2 separate regions of the Homo sapiens genome follow, and region 1 is linked to region 2. Evidence: chromatin contacts called from ENCODE Hi-C or POLR2A ChIA-PET data. All regions are on one chromosome and are shown on one strand. Each heading gives the region's core, a stretch centred on a gene start or an enhancer-like site at or near the end of the contact. The rest is flanking DNA. Distances are from core to core; before and after follow the strand shown.

Evidence for each region. Hi-C counts contacts between places; a loop is a spot of excess contacts on that map. ChIA-PET counts read pairs that join two places held with the same protein, here RNA polymerase II (POLR2A). Pooled maps may share reads with other maps.
Region 1: a loop to region 2 is called in a pooled map, with 3 times the contacts of the local background. The contact joins two enhancer-like sites. A Hi-C loop is called at or near these places in 3 of 37 single-sample maps with no recorded cell type and 2 of 50 pooled maps. POLR2A ChIA-PET finds 5 or more read pairs at or near these places in 2 of 52 experiments (CD4-positive, alpha-beta T cell and OCI-LY7).

What each region holds. Positions count from the first base shown.
Region 1 is chr2:54,569,425-54,576,780 of GRCh38, reverse strand. The region is part of intron 2 of SPTBN1 (spectrin beta, non-erythrocytic 1); the gene reads right to left. Among named protein-coding and RNA genes, the nearest start is that of SPTBN1-AS1, 14 kb to the right of the region's middle. RefSeq lists silencers at 1,994-2,053, 2,124-2,283. Within about 2 kb of position 5,645, at least 31 of the 41 ENCODE cell types and tissues checked have a DNase peak (open chromatin) inside an H3K27ac peak, as active enhancers do; they include OCI-LY7, where a contact is called at or near this core.
Region 2 is chr2:55,020,827-55,027,686 of GRCh38, reverse strand. It overlaps RTN4 (reticulon 4), which reads left to right. Exons shown (of 9, transcript NM_020532.5): 3 at 202-2,601. Among named protein-coding and RNA genes, the nearest start is that of RTN4, 26 kb to the left of the region's middle. Within about 2 kb of position 1,911, at least 4 of the 41 ENCODE cell types and tissues checked have a DNase peak (open chromatin) inside an H3K27ac peak, as active enhancers do; they include OCI-LY7, where a contact is called at or near this core.

The DNA.
Region 1 (7,356 bases), core at 4,396-6,895, 450 kb after region 2:
CAGTGTGCTCAGCACTGTAAGCTGCTCACCTTGACACCCACTTGCTGGCTGAATATTGATTGAACAGGTGGATGGATTTGATGGCTCCCTCAGTGATCTTCAAGCTAAAAATGGGTTCTAAAAAGTCATCCTGCCTTCTTCCACGGCACTTATTCTTGGCTAATTAAGAGGTACATGCTACTCCATTCTCACAGCCAGGCAGCTGTGGCGCATCAACTAGAGCGTATAAGCAACGGCCTTCCAGGATTTGTCAGTTGAGTTTTGAGTACAAGTTCTAGAAAGTACTACTTCTTCAAAGTATAGAGTAAAAAAAAAATTGAAGTAACAGAGCCAACAGCTGTTTTCCTGGACCTACACATACCTGACATCAACGTTCCAGCTTTAAGTTATTAATTAGGCCAAAGCAATAGCAGAAAGAAGAGCTGAAGGCCGGGCGCGGTGGCTCACACCTGTAATCCCAACACTTTGGGAGGCCGAGGTGGGTGGATCACCTGAGGTTAGGAGTTTAAGACTAGCCTGGCCAACATGGTAAAACCCTGTCTCTACTAAAATACAAACATTAGCCGGGAGTGGTGGCAGGCACCCGTAATCCCAGCTACTGGGGAGGCTGAGGCAGGAGAAACGCTTGAACCCAGGAGGCAGAGGTTGCAGTGAGCCGAGATCGCACCATTGCACTCCAGCCTGGGAGACACAGCCAGACTGTCTCTCAAAAAAAAAAAAAAAAAGCTGGATCTGAGTGACAAAAGGAAAAAAACACAGACCATTACCATCATCCACCTCTCTCCCTATCCCTGCTACCATAACCTAAACTGTACCAAAGTCTGGGCCCTGCTTTAACCACTCATCCAACCATGTTTCTCGTACTACAGGTTAATTCCTGTCTCAGGAGAAAAGACCAGGTTCCCATGACTGCCTAGGCAGAGGCATGTTGAGACCCAGCCTCTCAAATGTCTGTACACATTTCTCCTCTCCTTTTGGTTGAGAAGTTTGTGGACAGATTCAAAGGAGTTCCCGATACATCGAAACTGAGCCTTCACGCCACTGAGTCACTGCTTAATTGCATCATAACAGATGTTCAGCTGCAGGTATTTCATCCAGCAGCTAAAAATCCAGAGCCTTTGCAATTGCTACCAGTGGGTCTACATCCACGTCTCTGTGTACAAAAGAATCCTGATATGTCAACGCTCAATATCACCTGAATTTAAGCTATGGCTCAAGTTAAATGCCCTTAGGCAATTTTACCTTAGTTACTTTTACCAAATACCGTATCCACAAGTGGGTGGACGTCAGTTTTGTCCTTCGAGATATGCAGATGCATTACTCATCCCTCCAATGTTACGCTCTTGCAACATCAATGATAAGCAAATTAGCAGACTGTTATCTTTTTAATGGAAGAATTTACTCATCAATAGCAAAAGCTTTATCAGAAATTGACATTATTGAATCCTCTGGAGTTGCAGAAAAGAAAATAAAAAGAAATTGATATTGGGAAAACCTGACTGGTTTCTTTCAGCTGTGTATTGTATTGCTAGGTTAGGTGTGACACTTAACACCTGTGAATGTGGCTGAATCTCCAAGAATGATCAAATACACAACGCTCTGGATTTAAAACAAAACAAAAAAAACCTCAAAATCTACCCATGTGCTGATGGATGTATACACTATGCCTTCCTACGTGTCTCCACCTATTTAGACGAAGCACACGCCTTGAATTCACAGAAATGTTGAAAACGGCCCCCTCTTGCTGCAGAAGTTCACCATCACCCATTTTCTTACTTGCTGGCTAAATGAGGCTGCCACCTCAAGTCATCTTTCTGGTCCTCAGGTTCCTCAATCCACAAAGCAGTTATGATACCACCTAGCACACAGGGTGACTGAAGGGATAAATAATATGTTCATGAAGGTACCTGGTTTATGCCTGGTTCATGCTGGAAAGCCCCCACACACTTTTTCAAAAAGTCATGTTTGATGCAGGAGAAAGAAGTCAGTGGTTTAACTAACTACATCACAGGCATCAGTAGACACATGAGCAAAGTGGTGGAAGGGTGTGACCTGCAATTCCAAACCAGACTGCACTGATCGAGCTCTCATGGGATCACTGATTCCCCACGTGCCTGACATGAGCATGACCCATTCTAAACACAGGCCTGCACCCTGTGACTCAAGTGCTGCAGCTTATCAGCAACTGATGGGCTTTCTGACCCTGGGTGAGAAGACCTGACCTCCAAAGGCAGGAGGAAGGAAACCACATGATAAAAATCATCACTCTGAGGGGAGGATGCTTTCTGCGCAGCTAGGGCTAAGGAAGTTGTTTCAAAACAGACTCAAGAAACGTGTAGGCTGCTGCTAGGAGACTTGGGTCCAACTGCTCCCTCCAGATCCTGCCACACCTAAATGATCCCAAGAAGATAACTATCTCGGAGAAGCAGTGTGAGGTAATGGTTTAATGCTAGGGCGTGGTCAACAGCCAGGTGCAAAGGCCGGCTCCGCCACACTAATAACTGTATGGCATTCTCTCCAAGCCTTGCTTTCCTCATCTGTAAACAGAGATAACGCCTGACCCTATCTCTAGCATTCTTCTGATTGTGAAATTAGATAATGTATGTCATAAATAGCACAGTCTGGTACATAAGTGTCCAATAAATGTTGGCTATTGTTACTGGAAAGGTGTCTGTTTCCTTCATTAGACCAGTTGAGGGGACCTGAGAACAAAGACAACCCCAACATTTGTGTCCCCCCACAAAAATTTCTTAGATTTAATTATGAGTTTGTATTTTCCATACGGGGTTCATGCACATTATTCTAACTGATTCTCACAGCAACCCCAGAGGAGAAGGGAGGGCTGGTGTTCTGTTTTGCAGGTGTACAAAGCACCCCCCTCCCATAAATACATCCATTCAAATCCCATTAGAAAAACAGGATCCGTTTTCCTGTCTCTTGACTTGTTTGTGAGCTTCCTGAGGGCAGAGATAGAAATTACACCCCTGTGGCCCTAGTGCCTGAGCAAAGAGCCGCAGGCAGAGGCCCTCCATAAGGCTGAATATTAAAAAGGGGTTGAGTCATACTAAGAATCATAATTATTCTAATGACCATGTCTCCTAGTAGTCCAAAAGGAGTTCTGTTTCTAACGCAGAAAACCTTAGCAAATGAGTTACACTGTGAATTCCCGCTGAGGGAGGAGGAACAAAGACAGAGGATCCCAAATCAACTGCTGAATCACCGAGTCAGGGGTCCCCAACCCCCAGGTCACAGACCGGTATTGGTCCTGGCCCGTGACCTATTAGGAACCGGCCACACAGCAGGAGGTGAGTGGTGGATGGGAAGCATTACTGCCTGAGCTCTGCCTCCTGTCAGATCAGCAGCAGCATTCTCACAGGAGCCAAACCCTATCATGAACTGTGCATGCAAAGGATCTAGGTTACCACTCCTTAATAAGAATCTAATGCCTGATGATCTGAGGTGGAAGAGTTTCATCACGAAACCAACTCCCCATTTCCTCCACCCTATCTGTGGAAAAATTGTCTTCTACAAAACCAGTCCCTGGTGCCAAAAAGGCTGGGGACCGCTTTACTAAGTGACCTGTGCATCACTTTCCTCTTCCAGAAACATGGAGCAGAACAGCTACTCCTTATAAGCAAAGAGGGAGCAAAGATCAATGACATAATTCACATCTGCAGACAACTATGAGCTCACAGGAAACTGAGGTAAGAAAGGTCATTTCAGAGTCATTTAATGACAACAATGGCTGAGATGAGTATCTGGTGGGGTCTGGGCCCGCCTTCTCATCTGATTCCCAGCACGCTGTGGCAAACACAAAGGCAGTCAGCTTCTAGAGCCCCTTCCCACTCACACTGCTCCTGGGCCGTGGGTCACACTGCTCTAGTGCCCTTCCCTCAACTCCAGCCCTCTCCCTTTCCAAAAACCCATCTGAATTTACTACCCTGATAAAGACTGCAAGTGTATGGTTCTGTAGCCAAGAACTCCTAGTCAAACTGGCTACAGTCAAGCCCACTGCTGAACGAGTATGACTTTTAAAAATTGCTTCCTTGTGTTTCAAGTGAAAAAAATAACATCCCACCTCCAAATTGAAATCATATATGTATATTTGTAGAGGAAAAACAAAGATTTTTTGTAAAGGGGGGCAGAGATTGGGAGGCACAAAGGGCTGGGAAAGTAGTTCATGGGCCAAAAGCAGTTTTCTTTCAGATATGTCTTCAGTTTAAAAGACCAAGTTTGCACATTCGTGTGCTATCTAAGTTTCTGAAGCCCAGCCTCTATTTGCTCAGAGTGTGATTTAACTGCCTGGCTTCTAGCAAAGCATTACTCACACTGTTATCTCTGTAAACAAAGACACTCGCGGTTAGAAAAGCTGTGTTCGTTTTATGGTCACACAACATAAAAATCTGAATAAGCTGCCACACCTAGAAGAATGGATAGATTTCAATTTCCCAGGGTACATTTTTAACATTTTTTTGCTATGTAACCTGATTACATTAGTGTAAATGCATCTTAAAACTTTATCCTGGTCCAAATATTCTTGCCCCATCTCATTCAAAAGAAAGGGGGGAAAAAGACAATGTGATGTCTAATTTCTAGGGGAACTGTTTCTGTCTCCCTAAGTACCTTAGTACCGTGGCTTCCCTCTCCTCTCCTCTTCTCCTCACCAAAGTTTAGTAAATTCCCCAGCACCCAGCAGAGTCCTAGGGAGTATGTGAGAGTCCAACCACAAGAGTTCCCTAAATTTGAGCTTTAAGGGGATGAGGGGAGGTTGTCACTAGGGTCATATTAAACTTCATTTTATCAAAAAAAGTAGATAGGCCCAGCCTAAGCCCTTCCTGGAGTTTTAGTTTAGCCACATCATGGACAAAATTATTTTCATGATGTATTCTTTCATTCAAGACATCATTTATTAAGTGGCTCTTTTCTCAGGGAAGAGGCCCCTGGAAGGAAAACCAGCTAAATCACTTTAAAACATATGCATTACTGCTTATATTACTTTACCTACTCATTCATCCCTTTATTCATGAAACATTTATTTGTATGCCATCCCTAAGAAGGAATACAGAGATACACGCAAACACACTAACACACTATCCTCCTGGGAGTTCACAAATACCCACTGAGTATCAGGTACACAGTAATAGGCAGCCAGCTTCCAGAAGCCCTTTATTTATAGATATGTGTGTGTGTGTGTGTGTGTGTGTATGTGTGTGTGTGTGTGTGTGTGTGTGTGTACATACAATTAGGGAACAGTAATAGGTATCTTCATATATAACTGGGGGACTCACCACCCAGTGTGCCTGGGACTGAGGAAGATTCCCCGGATGTGGAATGTTTGGCACTAAAACCGGAAAACTCCCTGGCAAACGGTGAACTCGTCATCCTCTTAATACAATTATAACATACCTAATTAGGCTTTACAATCACCCCAAGGGCTATTTATTCTTTCCCCCTGAAGAAAATGAGGCTCAGTGAAGTCACTGGTAGAGCTAGGATTTGACTGTTGGTTTATGCAAATCCACGGCCCATGTGTTTCCCACCACCCTTGTTTCTGAAATGAGAGAGAAAACGTCCCACAGCCCTTGACAGGCACGCCAAACCACCACTACAATGTTCTGAGCCACTTCCCTTCCACTGCTCTCCTGACCACCCCCACCACTCTTCACCGCAGACTTCCCACAGCCAGGATTTCATCTGCTTGGCAGTTGTTTGCAGATAGTGTGTAATCTCTCTGTCATTGCAAGACTGAATTGTACAGCAAGTCGTTTAAACCTTTATAGGAATAAACGTCTCCCTCAACAGAAATCAGGGCACCATTTTCAAGCACAAGAAACACACTTTGCACTAGACTTTATTCACATCTCAAATACTATACACTCAAGCTAGCAATCTATAGGAACTCACTGGGATTTAAGAGTTCAACAGACTAGACTTTCAAAGACACGGTAAACTTTAAAGCAGGCCTTCAAAGAATAAAGATAAAAATAAAATAGACCTTCGAAATTTATCTTACTTAAGAAACATAATTCAAAATGTTAAGGTCACATTCCAACAGAATGTTTGGTCTTCTACAATCTTAGCTGTAACCACTGTTGGCACGCCAATTCCACCAAAATCATGTCTATGGTTTGTAGAGAGTTTCAGGCAACATGCACACACACACCTGCAACCAGTCAGTGCTTAAAACAATAGCTCTCACTCCAAAATTCTATCACAGTTGCACTCTTGGTGGAGGGAGGGGGATTCAGCCAAATAAAGATACCACCTATGTAATTTCCTTGCCACCAGCGTAGAACAGAGCCTCCAGACTTTGTATTTATGTTTTGCTCACATTCTTCATGAATAAAGCGTGCCTCAGTGATCCTCAAATTAACTTTCCACTTGCATAATTTCAGCATTAAAAAGGGACTTTAAGGCCAGATCTTTCACAAGGCCTTTGTGAAACCAAATATAGGCCAGCCTGTGTCTCCATGCTACTGTGATTACTGTATTTGCTACTTAAAGGTCTTGTGCCTCTTGAAAATGGGGTTGGGGGAGAGAGAAAGGCTAAGAAGGGCCTTTCAAAGGCAAACACAGTAGAGGCATTCAACACACCCATGGGGGGCAGTTAATATGAGTCTGGCTACAGGAGCGCTCTCTGACAAAGGCGGCTCTCTGACCAAGTGCTGGATGCTCGCTGGCTGCAGCAATAGCTGCTCCAGAGGCTTTTATGAACTTGAGAGAGGAACCAGCATTGTGACCTTCAAACTACATCAAAAGTCACCAGGCCCAAGTGACTGAACCTTCTAATCTTTCTAAAGGGGGGGGGGAATGGTTTCAGTTGGGTGCATTTTCAGGCAAACTAAACACTCTCCCAACATGCTAAAGGAAACCACACCCAGAACAGGTTTGGGGGTGGGGGTGGGAGTTGAGGCACTCAAGTTTACAAGGCTCACCCTGCTGGGCCCTGCCTTGCCATTTAACTAGGATCTGTAATAATCCTATGAGCCCTTATTATGTACCAGGGACTGTGCCAAACACAGTTTCCACACAGAATCTCACCTAATTCTTACAACAATCTCATTACACAGAATTTGTATGACCTTCATCCCATAGATGAGAAGCAGGCTCTCAGACTGGTAAGTAATTGTCTGATTTGGAAAGTGAATTGCCAATATTTGGTAAGAGGCACAGAAATAACCACATATGAAAAGCTTAAGATGATGTTAAGTAAAAAATAAAAAGCCAAGACAAAACTCGTCTATATTAACACTTCTAAACTGCACGTGTGTGTATATGTGTGTGCTTATATATATTAACTATTGGAAAGTTAAAATTTGTAGGACTTGTGGGATCTTACGTGAACTATTCTTTCAC
Region 2 (6,860 bases), core at 662-3,161:
ATGCATATGTTATATTTACAATAGCTTAATATTTTCAGTAATGATTGAAGTCTACTCTATTGTTACTTATTAATTGCTATTAACATTTCATTTTAGTAAACAGTAAGTCTTTACTAACACTATTTTGGATCTGTCATAAAACTTGCATTAACTCTGAGAACACTGGCATTCTCTAACTTTCCTTTCTGTCCATGGTCACAGAAAATATGGACTTGAAGGAGCAGCCAGGTAACACTATTTCGGCTGGTCAAGAGGATTTCCCATCTGTCCTGCTTGAAACTGCTGCTTCTCTTCCTTCTCTGTCTCCTCTCTCAGCCGCTTCTTTCAAAGAACATGAATACCTTGGTAATTTGTCAACAGTATTACCCACTGAAGGAACACTTCAAGAAAATGTCAGTGAAGCTTCTAAAGAGGTCTCAGAGAAGGCAAAAACTCTACTCATAGATAGAGATTTAACAGAGTTTTCAGAATTAGAATACTCAGAAATGGGATCATCGTTCAGTGTCTCTCCAAAAGCAGAATCTGCCGTAATAGTAGCAAATCCTAGGGAAGAAATAATCGTGAAAAATAAAGATGAAGAAGAGAAGTTAGTTAGTAATAACATCCTTCATAATCAACAAGAGTTACCTACAGCTCTTACTAAATTGGTTAAAGAGGATGAAGTTGTGTCTTCAGAAAAAGCAAAAGACAGTTTTAATGAAAAGAGAGTTGCAGTGGAAGCTCCTATGAGGGAGGAATATGCAGACTTCAAACCATTTGAGCGAGTATGGGAAGTGAAAGATAGTAAGGAAGATAGTGATATGTTGGCTGCTGGAGGTAAAATCGAGAGCAACTTGGAAAGTAAAGTGGATAAAAAATGTTTTGCAGATAGCCTTGAGCAAACTAATCACGAAAAAGATAGTGAGAGTAGTAATGATGATACTTCTTTCCCCAGTACGCCAGAAGGTATAAAGGATCGTTCAGGAGCATATATCACATGTGCTCCCTTTAACCCAGCAGCAACTGAGAGCATTGCAACAAACATTTTTCCTTTGTTAGGAGATCCTACTTCAGAAAATAAGACCGATGAAAAAAAAATAGAAGAAAAGAAGGCCCAAATAGTAACAGAGAAGAATACTAGCACCAAAACATCAAACCCTTTTCTTGTAGCAGCACAGGATTCTGAGACAGATTATGTCACAACAGATAATTTAACAAAGGTGACTGAGGAAGTCGTGGCAAACATGCCTGAAGGCCTGACTCCAGATTTAGTACAGGAAGCATGTGAAAGTGAATTGAATGAAGTTACTGGTACAAAGATTGCTTATGAAACAAAAATGGACTTGGTTCAAACATCAGAAGTTATGCAAGAGTCACTCTATCCTGCAGCACAGCTTTGCCCATCATTTGAAGAGTCAGAAGCTACTCCTTCACCAGTTTTGCCTGACATTGTTATGGAAGCACCATTGAATTCTGCAGTTCCTAGTGCTGGTGCTTCCGTGATACAGCCCAGCTCATCACCATTAGAAGCTTCTTCAGTTAATTATGAAAGCATAAAACATGAGCCTGAAAACCCCCCACCATATGAAGAGGCCATGAGTGTATCACTAAAAAAAGTATCAGGAATAAAGGAAGAAATTAAAGAGCCTGAAAATATTAATGCAGCTCTTCAAGAAACAGAAGCTCCTTATATATCTATTGCATGTGATTTAATTAAAGAAACAAAGCTTTCTGCTGAACCAGCTCCGGATTTCTCTGATTATTCAGAAATGGCAAAAGTTGAACAGCCAGTGCCTGATCATTCTGAGCTAGTTGAAGATTCCTCACCTGATTCTGAACCAGTTGACTTATTTAGTGATGATTCAATACCTGACGTTCCACAAAAACAAGATGAAACTGTGATGCTTGTGAAAGAAAGTCTCACTGAGACTTCATTTGAGTCAATGATAGAATATGAAAATAAGGAAAAACTCAGTGCTTTGCCACCTGAGGGAGGAAAGCCATATTTGGAATCTTTTAAGCTCAGTTTAGATAACACAAAAGATACCCTGTTACCTGATGAAGTTTCAACATTGAGCAAAAAGGAGAAAATTCCTTTGCAGATGGAGGAGCTCAGTACTGCAGTTTATTCAAATGATGACTTATTTATTTCTAAGGAAGCACAGATAAGAGAAACTGAAACGTTTTCAGATTCATCTCCAATTGAAATTATAGATGAGTTCCCTACATTGATCAGTTCTAAAACTGATTCATTTTCTAAATTAGCCAGGGAATATACTGACCTAGAAGTATCCCACAAAAGTGAAATTGCTAATGCCCCGGATGGAGCTGGGTCATTGCCTTGCACAGAATTGCCCCATGACCTTTCTTTGAAGAACATACAACCCAAAGTTGAAGAGAAAATCAGTTTCTCAGATGACTTTTCTAAAAATGGGTCTGCTACATCAAAGGTGCTCTTATTGCCTCCAGATGTTTCTGCTTTGGCCACTCAAGCAGAGATAGAGAGCATAGTTAAACCCAAAGTTCTTGTGAAAGAAGCTGAGAAAAAACTTCCTTCCGATACAGAAAAAGAGGACAGATCACCATCTGCTATATTTTCAGCAGAGCTGAGTAAAACTTCAGGTAATCCAATCTATATGCAGTTTTGTGCTTTCATGCCACTTTTGGATTTAGGGAACATTCCACTACATTTTGTGTTTTATATTATGTTTATAGTGTCTCATATGTCACATTGGTAAGAAGTCTTCTCCACTTTTTCAGTTAAAGGTTTTAGTGCTTTTTCTAACTCTCTTGCACTCAGCATTCACCCTTAACTTTTCCACACAGTTACACTTTTATATTGCACTATGGAACTATTAATAGAAAATATTTTTGTTTATAAGAATTGGCTTTAGTACCTATTTCTTTCTTTCTTTCTTTTTTCACTTGTGTTTCTTGATAACATGAAGAGCAAGAGATATTAAAATATTTTCAGATGTGTTTTTGTTATCCCAGAAATTACCATATTTAATTTTTAAAGAAAATTTCTATAGTATGTTTTAAATATTTCTATATAATATAGTACTTTTCCAGTGGTAGGTATAAAGTTAGGCATATTGAGTGTAGACATTTTGTTGAAAAGTATAAAATGAGTTATGCTATTATGAATTCTTTTGAAAAGTACCGATTCTCCTTTTTTTCTTTTGACTATCCATTTTCCACATACCTGATTTGCATAAGGTGATTTGCACAAGGTGATTTGCACATGTGCTCTTTATTAGCATTCTGATTTAGCTGCGTTTTCTCTAAAATAGTGATTATGATAAATTTACTGAATATACTTATGTATTTAAGTGCTGGTGCTTCAGCAGTACAGTCCAGCTCATCACCATTGGAACAGTGGTAGACCAGTTGCTGTAATCTAAGAAAGAGGAGATTATGAACATTCAGGCAGTGGGATGAGCACAGAGACATAGGACTTGGTGTTTGACGGATAGGGACATAAAGGATGAGGGGAAGAGGTAAAGATGACCCCAGGAACCCTGGATTTCATTTCTGGCATGTGCACTTGTATGGGTGGCAGTATGAGAAACTGAGATAGGGAACATGAGAGATTAAAGTAGGTTTAAGAGGGAAGATACAAATTTGGTTTTGGATATGTTGGTATTGATGTACATACCTCTAAGATATCCAGTAAGTTATGGATATTATACACATGAAGCTCTTGAGAGAGATCTTGGCTGTATGTGTCTGTCATGGGCTTAGAGATAGAAATTAAAGCCCCAGATACCAATTAGGAAGAATCAAGAGAAGAGGACTACTTGAAGGTGGAAGAAATGGTCAAAATTATCAAATACTGGAGAGGTCAGTTAAGGATTGCAAGTTGGTCAAAAAGGAGGGAAGATATTGTCATGACAGCGGCAAATGGTGTGGTGTGCATGGGCATGGCTAGGATTGAGAAGTGAATGAGACTTGAGTAAGTGGTTATTAAATGTTGATTACTCTTAAGAAGTTTGAGATTTTTATTGGAGAAAAATTAAAATATTAGCAAGCAGGAAGGAGAGTATGCAGTGGAGGTAGGACTTTTTTTTTAAGGTGGGAAGGGGAAAATCTGATTACAGGTGCTGGCAGAAAGTCAGAAGGGGATGGGGATGTGCTGCCTAGTTCAGGTGGAAGAATTAGTGTTAGAGAGAAGGAACGATAGAGCTTTGATTGTAGTGAGTGGAAAGGAAAGTATGGGGTATTGATACTGTTAGGGTTTTGTGACTGAAAGTTGAGGGAATTATTTGATGGTTTATGTTTGTTCTTTAAAGCAGTATGTTAGTTCATTTGCTGGGAATGAAGTAGATCATGCTTGGGTGGAAGAGATCTGCAATACCTCTGACTAGGGAAACCAAAGGCATTGTATTAGGAGCCTAATCAAGGTTGAAAGGTGGTCTAAATGGTAGGGTGACTTTTCTTTGATTGTGCCAAACAACCTAGGTATGGGTTCAGGGAAGGCAAATGATTGTATTGATTCAAGGATGTGTTTTGGCAGGTGGGCCCTGTGGAAGGACAGTAAGTCAAGAAAGTTGAGGGTGATAGCAGGAGAGTAATTTGAAGTGATGGACTGTGGCATCTAAGTTGAAGGATGTGAATAGAAAAAGGTAGGAGAGGTAGGAGGAGAGTAGATGGTCAGTGAACTCAAGGCCCAGATTAGGTTTAAGAACCAATAGTAGTAGGAATAAATACATGCCAGAATGATAGGAGATTGTGGTCAAAGTAGGGGAGAGAAAGAATGCATGTGCGGGAGAGCAGGGTGTGTGTGTGTGTGTGTGTGTGTGTGTGTGTGTTGGATGTTGAATTTAGAATTTCAGAGGAATAGCAGTTCAGGTTGATTATAATGGCCAGTGTTAGGCCATCAGGCAAAGGCCTACTGTGTAGTCAGATTAAGATTGCTAGAGGTGAGGTCAAGTAAACTATGAGGCCATGATACTGTATTGCACTTCTACCTAACATTGAAGTCACCCAGGGTGATGGCAGGACTAGGGGTGGAGAGGAATACTGGGGTTAGAGTCCTTGGTAAAGGGCAGTGAGGTAACTGGCAGGATGGTAGGTAGAAGAAATGAGGAAGGACAGAGAATGACGTAGCGGAATAGCCAAGACTTTTGCCCAAGGTCTCTGAAATAAAAGTCTGGAAGCAGCATTGGTGAGCAGAGGGTACTGACCTCCCCACTCCTCCCTTAGGTGTGTAGAATATGAGAGAACGATTTAGCCTTCATTTAGCAAGTTCCACAGGGAAACCAGTATCTTCAAGGAACAGCCAGGTTTTAGTGAAGGCGAGGTAAAGGCAGGAATGTTCAGTAAAGATGTTGAGGAGTAGAGGAGCTGGTTCACAGTGGAATGGGGGTTTCAAACAGCACAGTAAAATGGTTTAGGAGGGAACAGTAGAAAGAAGGGTCTCAGAAGCCCAGAGCAGCTTGGTGATGACTGGGTGAAGAGCAAGGAGTAATCGGTGTAGCAACACCTTTGAAGTCTCCCCTCCCCGCTAGTGCTTCCTCCCAAAACTTAAAGCTAGCAGTCCTCTAGTAGATGGTGGCCCTTAGGAATTTCAGTATTTCAGGAGTCACCTATTTCTTGGATTGTTTTTGTTAAACCTGGGAAATCTATAGCCTAATAGTTTAGAAGTAAGGGAAGAAAAGGGGGCATTGCCTTTGAAAGCTTAATGGGAATGGTGGAAGAAAGTGTAAGCAATGCTTGGGCATTCTCTTTTAGAATATGTTTATCTCCCTTCTCTGAGAAAATTGTTATTTCCTGCCTTTTTGACTTAACCTTTTTTGATATTAGTTATCATAGCAACTTACTAGGGAATAGAGAATTATTTAGATACACCCAATATATATATTCTACAAAAGTTGTGGGAAGGAAACCCAGTATTGCTATAATGAAAACAATATAGGTGACCTGAGGTTTTAGTCTTGGCTATACCACTGACAATCACTTTGTTTCTCTAGATGTCATTTTCCTTTTCTATAAAAGGAAGGGTGGATTAGCTCAAGTCCTTGCAACTTAATAATTTTCTTGACTTGATTATATAACAGGCATCTGTTAAAAGCAGGTAAGTAGTGGCCAGTCACAATGGCTTACGCCTGTAATCCCAGCTTTCAGGGAGGGAGAGGTGGGAGGATAGCTTGAGCCCAGGAGTTCGAGACCTGCCTGGGCAATATAGTGAGACTCCGTTCTCCACAAAAAAGGGAGAAAAAAAAGACAAAAAAAAAAAAAAGTGTAAAAGCAGGTAAGAGTTGCTTTAACATGCTTCTATCAGGCACTATATGAGATTTTTTTTTGGCGGGGGGGGCAGGGAAAAAGATGAAACTAAGACAAAGTTTTGCGCTTTATGCAACTTACAGCCAGCTGGTACAGACACACTGTTGAGGACATAGTTAAACATTGTGATCTATGTTATAGTGAGGATAGGTACTTACCTGTGTATCTTCGTGAAAGGGAGGTTCAAGTGTACTGAAGTCAAATGTACCAAAATACAGCAGTGGTCTGATAAAACATAAGGGAAGCTCTCTTCTCAGATGACTTAAAAGTTTTATGCCATCTCTAATTATGAAATATTTAAGTGTGTTTTTAAAAAAATTCTGGGTCTTATTAATGTATATGCATTTAAACATTTAAACTATTAAATAATAAAATACTAATTTCCTCAGATCATTTATTATCTCATATGTTCTTCTTTTCTTTTTTCGAGACAGGTTCTTGCTGTGTCGCCCAGGCTGAAGTGCAGTGGTGAGATTATGGCTCACTGCAGCCTCAACCTCCCAGGGTCAGGTGGTCCTCAGCCTCCCAAGTAGCTGGGACCAAAGGCTCGTGTCACTATGCCTGGCTAATTATTTTTGTAGAGAGGAGGTCTTGCC